2 separate regions of the Homo sapiens genome follow, and region 2 is linked to region 1. The links are chromatin loops, found by intact Hi-C in ENCODE. Cell type or tissue: gastrocnemius medialis. All regions are shown on one strand.

What was found. A loop is a pair of places that touch in the nucleus more often than their neighbours do. Peaks named below come from ENCODE experiments on the same cell type or tissue, not always from the same donor. Only the 100,000 strongest peaks of a DNase experiment are listed, where the experiment ranks them.
Region 2: a loop joins it to region 1, with 12 times the contacts of the local background. A loop is called at or near these places in 49 of 110 quality-filtered maps.

Annotation. Positions count from the first base shown.
Region 1 is chr22:30,002,604-30,007,603 of GRCh38, forward strand. It overlaps MTMR3 (myotubularin related protein 3), which reads left to right. Exons shown (of 20, transcript NM_021090.4): 9 at 277-390; 10 at 4,511-4,716. It overlaps MIR6818 (microRNA 6818), which reads left to right and starts at 4,446; the gene lies at 4,446-4,510. In gastrocnemius medialis, a CTCF peak has its summit at 2,833 (motif pointing left); a DNase peak (open chromatin) is centred at 2,819; H3K27ac peaks cover 723 bases.
Region 2 is chr22:29,687,048-29,692,047 of GRCh38, forward strand. The region is part of intron 15 of NF2 (NF2, moesin-ezrin-radixin like (MERLIN) tumor suppressor); the gene reads left to right. Among named protein-coding and RNA genes, the nearest start is that of CABP7-DT, 30 kb to the right of the region's middle. RefSeq lists enhancers at 1,177-1,678, 1,679-2,178, 2,398-2,898, 4,182-4,802, 4,803-5,000 and a silencer at 2,751-2,982. In gastrocnemius medialis, a CTCF peak has its summit at 2,967 (motif pointing right); a DNase peak (open chromatin) is centred at 2,989.

The DNA of each region.
Region 1 (5,000 bases):
AAGGTAGCATCAAGTGGAACAATTCAAGATAGTATCATTTGTTGTATACACATAAGTAAACATTTAAGGCAACAAAACAAAACAAAACACACTTATGGTAACCCATTCTGTTGAGGAGTCCAAAACTCGAATAAAGCGCCTCATTGCCTTTAACTGGTTCTGTGGCAGTGAGATCATCATCCTTATGCTGGCTCACCTAGTGTCTCTCTCTCTCTCCCGTTTTCTCTCTCCCTCTCTTATCCCCTTGACTCTCCCCACTTCTCATCTTCTCTTTAGATTATGTGGTAGCTATCCTCAAGAGCTCATAGTGCCTGCCTGGATCACTGACAAAGAACTGGAAAGTGTATCAAGTTTCAGGTCCTGGAAGCGCATCCCTGCCGTCATCTACAGGTAAGTTAAACTGGACCAGTCCCAGCTTGGGCTGGTGCTGCTGCCTGCTGCATATGGTCTGCTGCCTCTGCTGCTGCTAACCTGGGAAGGGTGGGGAGAGTTCAGAGAACTTTCTAGGCAAGGCTGTACTTCCTTATTGTTAAAGCTTCTCCTCCAGTAACACATCAGTACTGACTGCATTCAGAACACTAGCTGGTTGTTCATTTGAAACAGATAAGAAAGTTTTAGTTGTAAAGTGGCTGGACTTGCTATTTCAATATCCTTCTTACATTCTGTGAGAAGATAATGTGCTTACTAAGCATTTAGCTTCAGCTGTTAGCAGGGCTTTTGGATTGAGAGATGAGTCTTAGAAAGTGATCTTTGGGAATATAGGGTCGAGTTGGCTCTGATTGTCTTTGTGGTTGAAACTTTGACATGTGGAAGAACTCTGTTTCGAGAGGAAGCATTTAGAGAAGAAGACTGAGGCATGACTAGATAGAAGATTTCAGTGATCAGAGGCATGAGAGCCATGGGATGCAAGTTCTAGATGGGGATGGTGGCATGGTGATGGAGCACAGATTTTGGAATCACAGATCTGAATTCAGGTATATTCTTAGACTTCTTGCTAAGGCACCTTGAATAAGTTCCCTAACTGACCTCAGTCTGTTCCTAATGAATACAATGGGAATGGTAGTTCTTATTTTGTAGATATGTTCTGATTCTAAATGAGGGGCTATAAACACTGAGCTTCTGTACCAGCATTTGGAATAGGTTAAATCTCTTGAGTGCTGCTTTTGTAATTCATTGAATATCTTAGTTCTCACAGAATCCTATTAAATTTTAAAGAAGTCCTTCCTTCTTATTCTGGAAATGTTTTGGATGTCATCTCTTTGTAATGTTTACATTCTCCATTTCATTTTCCCAGTTTGCCGGCTTTTTGGACTCTCCCTGAGTTGGGCCAATCCAGTGGCTTACAGTTAGAAACTTCATTCCACTGAAATATTGAGATTGTAGGAAGGGATTTGTCTCCTTGTGGAATTCCTACAGAGGTAACCAGCTTGTTCATTTAGTCTACTAAAGGCAAACTCTGATGCCCACTCTGAATGGAGAGAGATGGAAAAGTATTTGCTCTGGCCCAGTGGAACTCATTACGTTTTTAATCTCAATTCTCATCACTGTTGTTTTCAGACACCCCTAGAAAAGTCAGTCACCAAATTTACCTGTCATTCAAGTGGTAAGGATGCTACAGGAACTAGAGAGTAGTGAAAGCTGAAGGGATTTATGAGTCTTATCAATGATCAGCTCAGCTGGAATGGGGAAAGCAGCCAGTTGCTGCTCTGGCCAACAACTGTGTTAGGTCAGCAGCCCTGGCATCTGTGGGGCTTGCTGACTTTGACCAAAAGGGGGAAGGTACTCTTATTTGCAAAATAAGAGGCTTTAGGTGAATTCTCCCTTTGGGAAGAGAAGCTTAAGAGGGCTGGTTGAAGAAAAACTTCCTTTTTTTCTAAATTTTATTCTAGAGGGCATGCACCTTCTAAAATTAATTCTAGAGGGCATGCACCCTAGGTTTTCCCCCCCTTTTTCTAGAGATACAAGAGGATATATAAATGAAAAATTTTATTTGCAGTTTTTCAGAGAAAGTCTTTCAAAAGATCACAAAGTTCTTGGTGTAGTCATCCATGCAAAATCAGGCAGGTTTCCTGGAACTGGGCTCTGTCTCAGAACATGTGTCTTGTATCGCTGAGATGCAGACTGGGTTGCTGTAGTATTTGGGAGCTTTGTAAGGGGCGTGTGGAAGAATCGGATCCTCCACCATGCTCTGCTTTGCCAGCCTAGGTGGCAGGATGCCTGGAACTCTTGACATCCATTTCCTGAATTTAGTTGTCTGTAGATTGGGTCATGATTCCTGAGGTTGCCAGCAGCAGTTACTTGACAGCACCATGCTGAACCAGCGCTTGATTAGGGCTTTGTCCTACTGTGATGAGAGAGCACTTAATTGGATTTATAACTGAAGGTAGAGATTGCTCTAACATAGCAAGATGATGTAAAGGGCACCCATCTGTAGTGCAGTTCACAGCTTTTTCCTTTGTGCATGTGGTGATTATTCTAAACTCCTAGTTACTTAAGGGAGCTTGCCTAAATCTAAGTTGAGGTTACTTAAGACAATTCTGTTCCTATATAAAATTGAAGCATTCTGTGTTTTAGTAGGGAGGGCTTTATCTGTTGGACATCATAATTTTTATACTTTGCCTGGTTCTGTTAGTGATAGAAATGCATTCCTTTAGTGATTTTTAACTGTAGTGTTTGAATTATCTTTCATGTAGTCTGAAGCATTTTAGAAGACTGCAGAAAACATAATTGTTTATTGCAATAGTCCAGTTGAAATCTAATAGCTACTATAATGCAGTGTCCCCTAAAACCCAAGATCCAGGCTGAAGAGCGCCATCTACTGCTCCTCTTGGGCACTGCTGGGAAGCATTGAAGAAGAGGAGGATGTTCAGGAAAGGCCCAACCAGCCTCTTGTGCAGGGTTTGGAGTCATTCAGCTCAGTGGTTGCCTGTTATTTGCTAGGAGACATTTTATAAAGAATCATTGAGGTTTTATTTCTATTTTGGCCCCATTCAGCACGTGAGCCAGTTGAGCATGTTGGCAATACACAAGTACTTACAGCTACTTGTCTCCCAGGGAGGGAGGCTTTAAAAACTACAAGCAAACTGGTGATTTCAGTGGAATTTGATTAGTGCCAAATTTAACTTATTTGTGAGTTTTAGGAGTAAAAACAAATTACAGTACATTTTCATCGTCCCAAAAAACCCATTCACAGGGCACCCAGCCACCCTAGCCCTGAATAATTAAGATGTCCAATGGATGAAGCCCCTGCTAGTAAAACATAGAGTGCTTCAGTTTTATATAGAAACATACTCGTTTTAAGTAACCCCAACTTAGAATTAGGCAAGCTCCCTTAAGTAACTACGAGTTTATAATAGTCACTACATGCAGAAATCTACTTCCATCTTTATAGATTCGCCTATTCTGGATACTTCATGTTAATTGTCGTACAATAAGTTGCCTTTTGTGACTGACTTCTTTCACTTGTCATAACATATTTGAGGTTCATCAGTGTCCTAGCCTGTATCAGAACTTTATTCCTCTTTACTGCCAAGTAATAGAATTTTTCTAACTTTTTATCAGTTAAAATTGCCTAACTAGGAAAAGTCTGGGTTTTAATAGCACCTTAAAGTAGACTGTGATTTCTGGTCTGTCTTATTGGAAAAGGATATGTCAGAGTATGGTTTTCTGAGGTTGATGCTCTTCTTCTCTTTCTTAAGAGCCCTAGGAAGGGTAGCTGGCTCATTGAGCTATCTGCCTATTATAAGAGCAGTCTGTGACTCATGAAATCTCAGGAGATTTTGTAAAGCAGTTCACTGTGGGCCAGGTAAATGTTTTATTCCCAGAGGCGGGCTCTTGGTTCAGCATTAAGAAGGTAGCAGATTTCACTATTGGGTAGCAGAATTAGTGTAGTACCTATAGATTTAAGTTACGAATATTGATTTATTTTCACTAAGAGTACACATTAATTCTTTTTTGTTTTTTGGAAATGGGGTCTTGCTCTGTCACCCAAGCTGGAGTGCTGGAGTGCAGTGGCACAATCATAGCTTTCTGCAACTTCAGCCTTCTGGGTTCAAGGGATCCTTCCACCTCAGCCTCCTGAGTAGCTGCGACTACAGGCATGTGCTACCATGCCTGGCTAATTTGTAAAAACTTTTTTGTAAAGATGGGGTCTTGCTATGTTGCTCAGGCTGGTCTTGAACTCCTGGGCTCAAGTGATCCTCCTGCCTCAGCCTCTCAAAGTGCTGGGATTGCAGAGTGAGCCTCCATGCCTGACCCCTGTTAGTCATTTTTTTGGGTAACTTTACAGGGATCTCCGTGATGTTATGGTAATTGAGAAAGACACACAGGTTTTGTTGTTTGTTCTTGTTGGTTGTGTAAGATTTCTACCCTCTTTAATACTGAGAGGACTTGAAGCTGACCCAACACTTACCTAGAATTAGACTGTTCATTAAGGCACTTAAAATCTATTTTGTGTGAGTACAGAGAGCATCTGAATGGGTACAGTTGTTGTCTCTTGTTCCTCACACAGGCACCAGAGCAATGGAGCTGTCATTGCCCGCTGTGGACAGCCAGAGGTTAGCTGGTGGGGCTGGCGAAATGCAGATGATGAGCATCTGGTACAGTCAGTAGCCAAAGCTTGTGCCTCTGACTCCCGATCGAGTGGCAGCAAGCTGTCAACTAGGAACACTTCTCGAGACTTTCCCAATGGGGGAGACCTTTCTGACGTGGAGTTCGGTAAGGTGCTCCCTGGACCCATGGCAATGATTTTTATAGCATCTAAGAACCTTTTCTTGAAATGGCCTCTTCCTTACAAGACATAGATTTACTTTTATAGAAGTGAATGTGCAGAGCTTCACTTGATGGGATTGATTGAGGAGTCATGGGTCTTGGCAGAGAATCAGAAGACCCTTTGTTTCAAACCTGAATCAAGATATTAGTGTGTTTGTTGTCTTTCTTGCCATTGTGACAAAAATGGAGTGTTTATGTAATAGAGGACTTGCAGTATCTGCAGACCATGG
Region 2 (5,000 bases), 320 kb before region 1:
ATGCAGTCCTGGAATATATACATTCAGGGTCTTTCTTTCATCGCTTCTCAAGAGAGGGGTTTCAGTCTCCCGATCCTGAGCTGGTCTGAGTGCCAGCAAACAAAGTCATCACTTTTGTGCCTGTGGTCTCCCAAGGAGCACAGGATTTCCAAGGAAATTGACGGATGAGAAATCATGGGGGTGGTGGAGCTTAGAAAGCTTATTTCATTAGTAAATGGTTTGAACCGTCAAGGTCCAGCTGTGGTTTCCACTGATGGAGGAACAGGAAGAAGAGGAGCCTTGACATTTATCTCAAGCGCCAGCAGCTTCTCTTGGATCAGGAAGACATAAAAGTCCAATGTCATCTTCAATTTGTGCAGGCTCCCCTTGGAGTTGCAGAGCCAGTGAAGTGAAGTAGAACAGTTAAAAAAACACCCGGGGAAGTGATAAATCACAGAGAGAGATTGCATATGCGGGAAAGGTGTCTCCCACAATTAAAACAAGTGGCCAGAGCCTCCCTGGCGACCTCTGGTCTGCATTGCCAGCCCTGAAGATGGCTCCTAAATTACTTAAGTTTAATAGGTAGTTAATATAGCCAACCCTCCTTATGACCCCAGTGGGCTGAATGGCTCTGCTTGCTTTAGGAACTGGGCGTTGTATGGTAGAGCATCTTGGCCTTGACATAAAAGGTAGCATACTGGCTCCCCAGCCCTGAACCTTCCCTGCTAGAGCAAGGCAGGGGTGAGAGGGGGAAGGAAAGAAAAAGGAGTGGGGAGTGGGGTGGGGAGCAAGGATTAACAGGGAGCAGTAGCAGCACCAGATGTGGGCATAGCACACTGGGAAGAAATTGCAGTGGCGATCTGAACTCTTCCTCTCCGCCTCCTGGCTCTGTGGAAGCCCAGGGAAGGCATTAGGAACTGCAGGCTGCTCTTAGTGCTCCTCCCGGATGGGACACCTTGGGCTCATCCCTGAAGGCCACTCCTACCACTCTCACACACTGAGTTCCTGGTGTCTCGTAACTGTTGAGAGCTTAGTTTTCTTGCTTGTTTCTGGTAGCTCTAGATAGAAGACTGTATCGGCCTCTTCTAAAAGTCAACAAGCCAATCCTGTTTTTGGTTAAGAGACTTTACCTGGTCAAGCAGTTGTTCTTTGGGAGGTGTTGAAGAGCCTACAAACCTGCCTTGCCTGCCTAGGTACTTTACCACCATTTGGAGATGCCTGAGGATATTACCAGGCCTTATTTGAGGCAGTAAAACACCCTGTTCGGCCCCTCGGCACTGAAGATGTGTTTCAGTGCAGCTCTCCTCGGCACCGGATTCGTTGCTGCAACAGTGGGAGGGAAGAGCCAGATGCAAACTCGTTCTGCGAGCCCGAGGTTCTGTTCTCATGATCCTTGCTGTGATTTCTCTTTTGATGTTGGCAATTTTAAAATGACATCAGTCTATCTGGACCTTTTTCCTAAGGCTCTTGCTCAGACCACTCAGTAGATAGCCGCCACCTGCCCAGTGAGGTGAATCAGGCCCATTAGGCCATTTGTCAGGGGAAGGAACAGAGGAGCAGCGGAGGGCCCCGCCGGCCAGTGCCACAGGGCAGCCTGCAAAGCAGGTAGACAGGTTTTCAGGCAGCTTTTGCTGCTTTGGGTCCCTCAGGGATTAATACACAAAAAGGGCCCCTTGGGTATTCAGTGGCAGATTTCTCTTGAGAGCAGATAAAGTCGCTAATAACAAATTGGATTTGTTCATTGGGGTGGACTTGGCCTTTCGTTCCACCTCTGTGTAGGATAAGTGTGTGGATAGTGCTCCCACTGTGCACATCACCATATGGCATTTGGGTGCAGCTGTCCCTAGCCAGACTGCAGAAAAGCTTGATCTGGGCCGGACGCGGTGGCTTATGCCTGTAATCCCAGCACTTTGGGAGGCCGAGGCAGGCGGATCACGAAGTCAAGAGATTGAGACCATCCTGGCCAACATGGTGAAACCCTGTCTCTACTAAAAATACAAAAATTAGCTGGGCGTGGTGGCATGCGCCTGTAGTTCCAGCTACTCAGGAGGCTGAGGCAGGAGAATCACTTAAACCCAGGAGGCAGAGGCTGCAGTGAGCGGAGATCGCGCCACTGCAGTTCAGCCTGGCAACGGAGTGAGACTCCGTCTCAAAAAAAAAAAAAAAAAAAAAAAGAGAAAGTAAAGAAAAGCTTGATCTGGCCACTTAGTACAGCCATCCCCCTTTACTGGCCCTTCCTCTTTGCTTATTTGGAAGGGGGAAGGTTTCCCACACCCCAAACCAAAGATTCTTTTGGAATTTGCTGCTGCTGGATTCAGCTGTCACCTTTCTGCTCTGAGTCTGCTTTCTCCCTGTGGATCCGGTGCCAGAGGATCTGCACGTCCTTTTGTGTCTACACCCTCCCCCGCTCCTTCGTTTTCAATATGTAGTAGTGGAGAGGAAGTGTAACATGATTTTAGGGCTCACATTTCAATTCCACTGCATTTTTATGGGACAAGCAGAGACCCAGCGCCTGGAGTTATTAGGTTAGTATCTAAAATGGGTTCAGTACTGTGAGTCTTATTGTTTAAAATGAATGAGATGGTCCCCTCCTACCTTCTTTTCTCCTCCCCTGGGATGAGTGGATTGAGGCAAGGCCCCCAGAGACTAGTTGAAGGAATCCTGGTGCTCTGATTAGTTTTGTTCCCCAGCTTAATTGTACAGCTTCCTTTCTCTCACCACTGATAGCCAAAGTAGCTCTGTGTCTCCCCCAACCTTCCCTTGCTTTAGGAACAAGATGATCACAATGCAGCCTTGTGAATCAATTTTCTGTCTGTGCTGATGAAAGTGTAATTCATTCTTAATCAAGCAGCCTTGCTGCTGCAGGCTCCGTGCCGGAATACATTTAGTTACCCTCCCATCACTTTGGGAAACGATCCCCCAAAAGGGCTTTTAGAGGAGAGCTGGAAGGAGAGTTGGCCGTGCGCCTCATGCTGTGGTTTTCCAGCAGGGGGCACTCAGGAACGATGCTGGCGGAGGCTTTGTAGCTGGAAGCCGTCTGCTGCTGGCAGGGCAGCAGGAGAATGTTTGTCACAGGTGCCTTCCAGGCTTGCTTTCTCCAGACCCTGGGGCCATTTCTCAGAAGTACCCTAATGGGCCACCCAAAATCCTCAGGTAGCAGTGAGGAGGAACAGTTGAAGATGCAGATTGCATGCCTGGGTTAGAGAGTGCCGGCTGGGTACCAGGTTCTTTTAGCCAGCCTCTTCTGTCTTTTTAAGTAGACAGATGTGTCTCCTGAATCTGAACTTGTTTAGATTGGGTGGATGTGTCTGTTTTTGTCACACCACACACAATTTGGGGAGCGTAAGGAGGCCCAGCTCTGCCAGAATGGAACTCTCCTAAGTTCTCCCCTGCCGTCTCACAGCCTGCTGGCTGTCACAAACAGCTGGCAGTTTTATGGACAAGTGGGCAGGGGAAAAGGGACCCTGCCGGGGCTGAGTCTCGATGTTGGGCAGGAAGTAAAAGCCAGGACCCAACAAGTGGATCAGAGGGGGGATGTGAAGATGAACAGTCAGATAGCAATAAAGCCTCATAGATCTGCCCCAGAGAAAGAAAAGGAAGTTCGTCTCCTCAGAATGGAATTGGATTAGTGACAGACTTGAGCAGCCGGTTCAGTCGAGAGAGAACTTAATTCCTCCTGTGTTATTCACACGGCTGATTCTAATCAGATGTGAAGAGACAGCTGGAGGAGAGCAGCGGGTCAGCCCATGCCTGGTGCGGAGGCTTCATGTTCTTGTAGGCATCTTCAGGGAACTGGCAGGAGCGCTTTGGGTTGGAGACTCTGAGCAGGGCCCTTGGGTTTATAGCCTGCCCAAGGAACTGGGCCTGGCTGCGGGACTCCCATGGTTGGACCTTGTCTAGATTCAGTGAAAGTTTTGAAGGACAGTGCATGACAGACGTCACTGGTCAGGTTCACCAGAGCTTGGCTCACTTGTCTTCAGAAGGATTCAAAGGCAGTTGACCAGACTTGGCAAGTCCCAGACTGGTGCAGCCACTGTCCTCGAGACCCTGGTTGTACACCCTGAGGTGCTTCTGCTTCATTACCTGCTGAAATTTGGAGACCTCTTCTTCCTGGATAACCTTCAAGATACTCATTGTGCATGCGAGGAATTCCCCGCCCTCCTGGGGGGACTCCACTCCCCAGGCAGGCAAGGTTGGGCAAGGGGAGGGCTGTTGCTGGATTGCCAAAGGGAGCATGGACATTTTTGTTTGGAATTCAGGGTGGGAATGGGACTCACCAGAGTGGCTTCAGTGCTCAACTCACAGTGCAACATAGGACAAGGTGAAGGCCTTCTTGGGAGGCCTCTTCTGGCTCTAGCAAGCAGGTGTTGCTGGGCAGTGTAGAGGGACCCAGGCCGGTTGCTGAGCAGGAAGATGTACCTAACACTGATGGGCCTGCACACCTTAGGGTATGAGAGCATCGCAGGGGAACCAGGAAACTTGTTAGCTGGTTTTCATGTGTTTAAAAAGAAGACTCGGAGGCAGAGTTTATTTTATGAAGGGCTAGCTTTTTGCCATTTCTTCTGAGCTTTTGCCTTTTCCTTTATGAATACTTCCTGCCTATGGGTGTACTGTAAATGTAACAGCCAGTGAGCTTTCTAGAAGCAGCAGATGGTGAAAGATCCACAGGTGAGGAGCCTGCCCACTGGAGGGGCGAGACAGTGCCCAGGCAGGGCGTGCAGGTGGCAGAGCTGTTTGCATGCTCCGCGGGGTGGCTTCCCAAGCTCTCTGTAGAAAAACTGCCTGAGGGCAAATGGCTCCACTGAGCTGCTACCTGCAGGAAAGAAGCTCAAGGGCTCTCCTCGTCTCACTGCCTGCCTTCTTCACCTGCTGGGAGGAGGGCATTGTGGTGTCTGAGATAAAGGATACCCCCAAGGTGGAAGCAGAGCCATGGGGGTGGCCTCCAGCAGCAGGGAGGAGCATTGTGCAGTAAATTCTGACTCCGGGGCTCCTGTGGGGATTGGAACCCATAGGAATTGCAC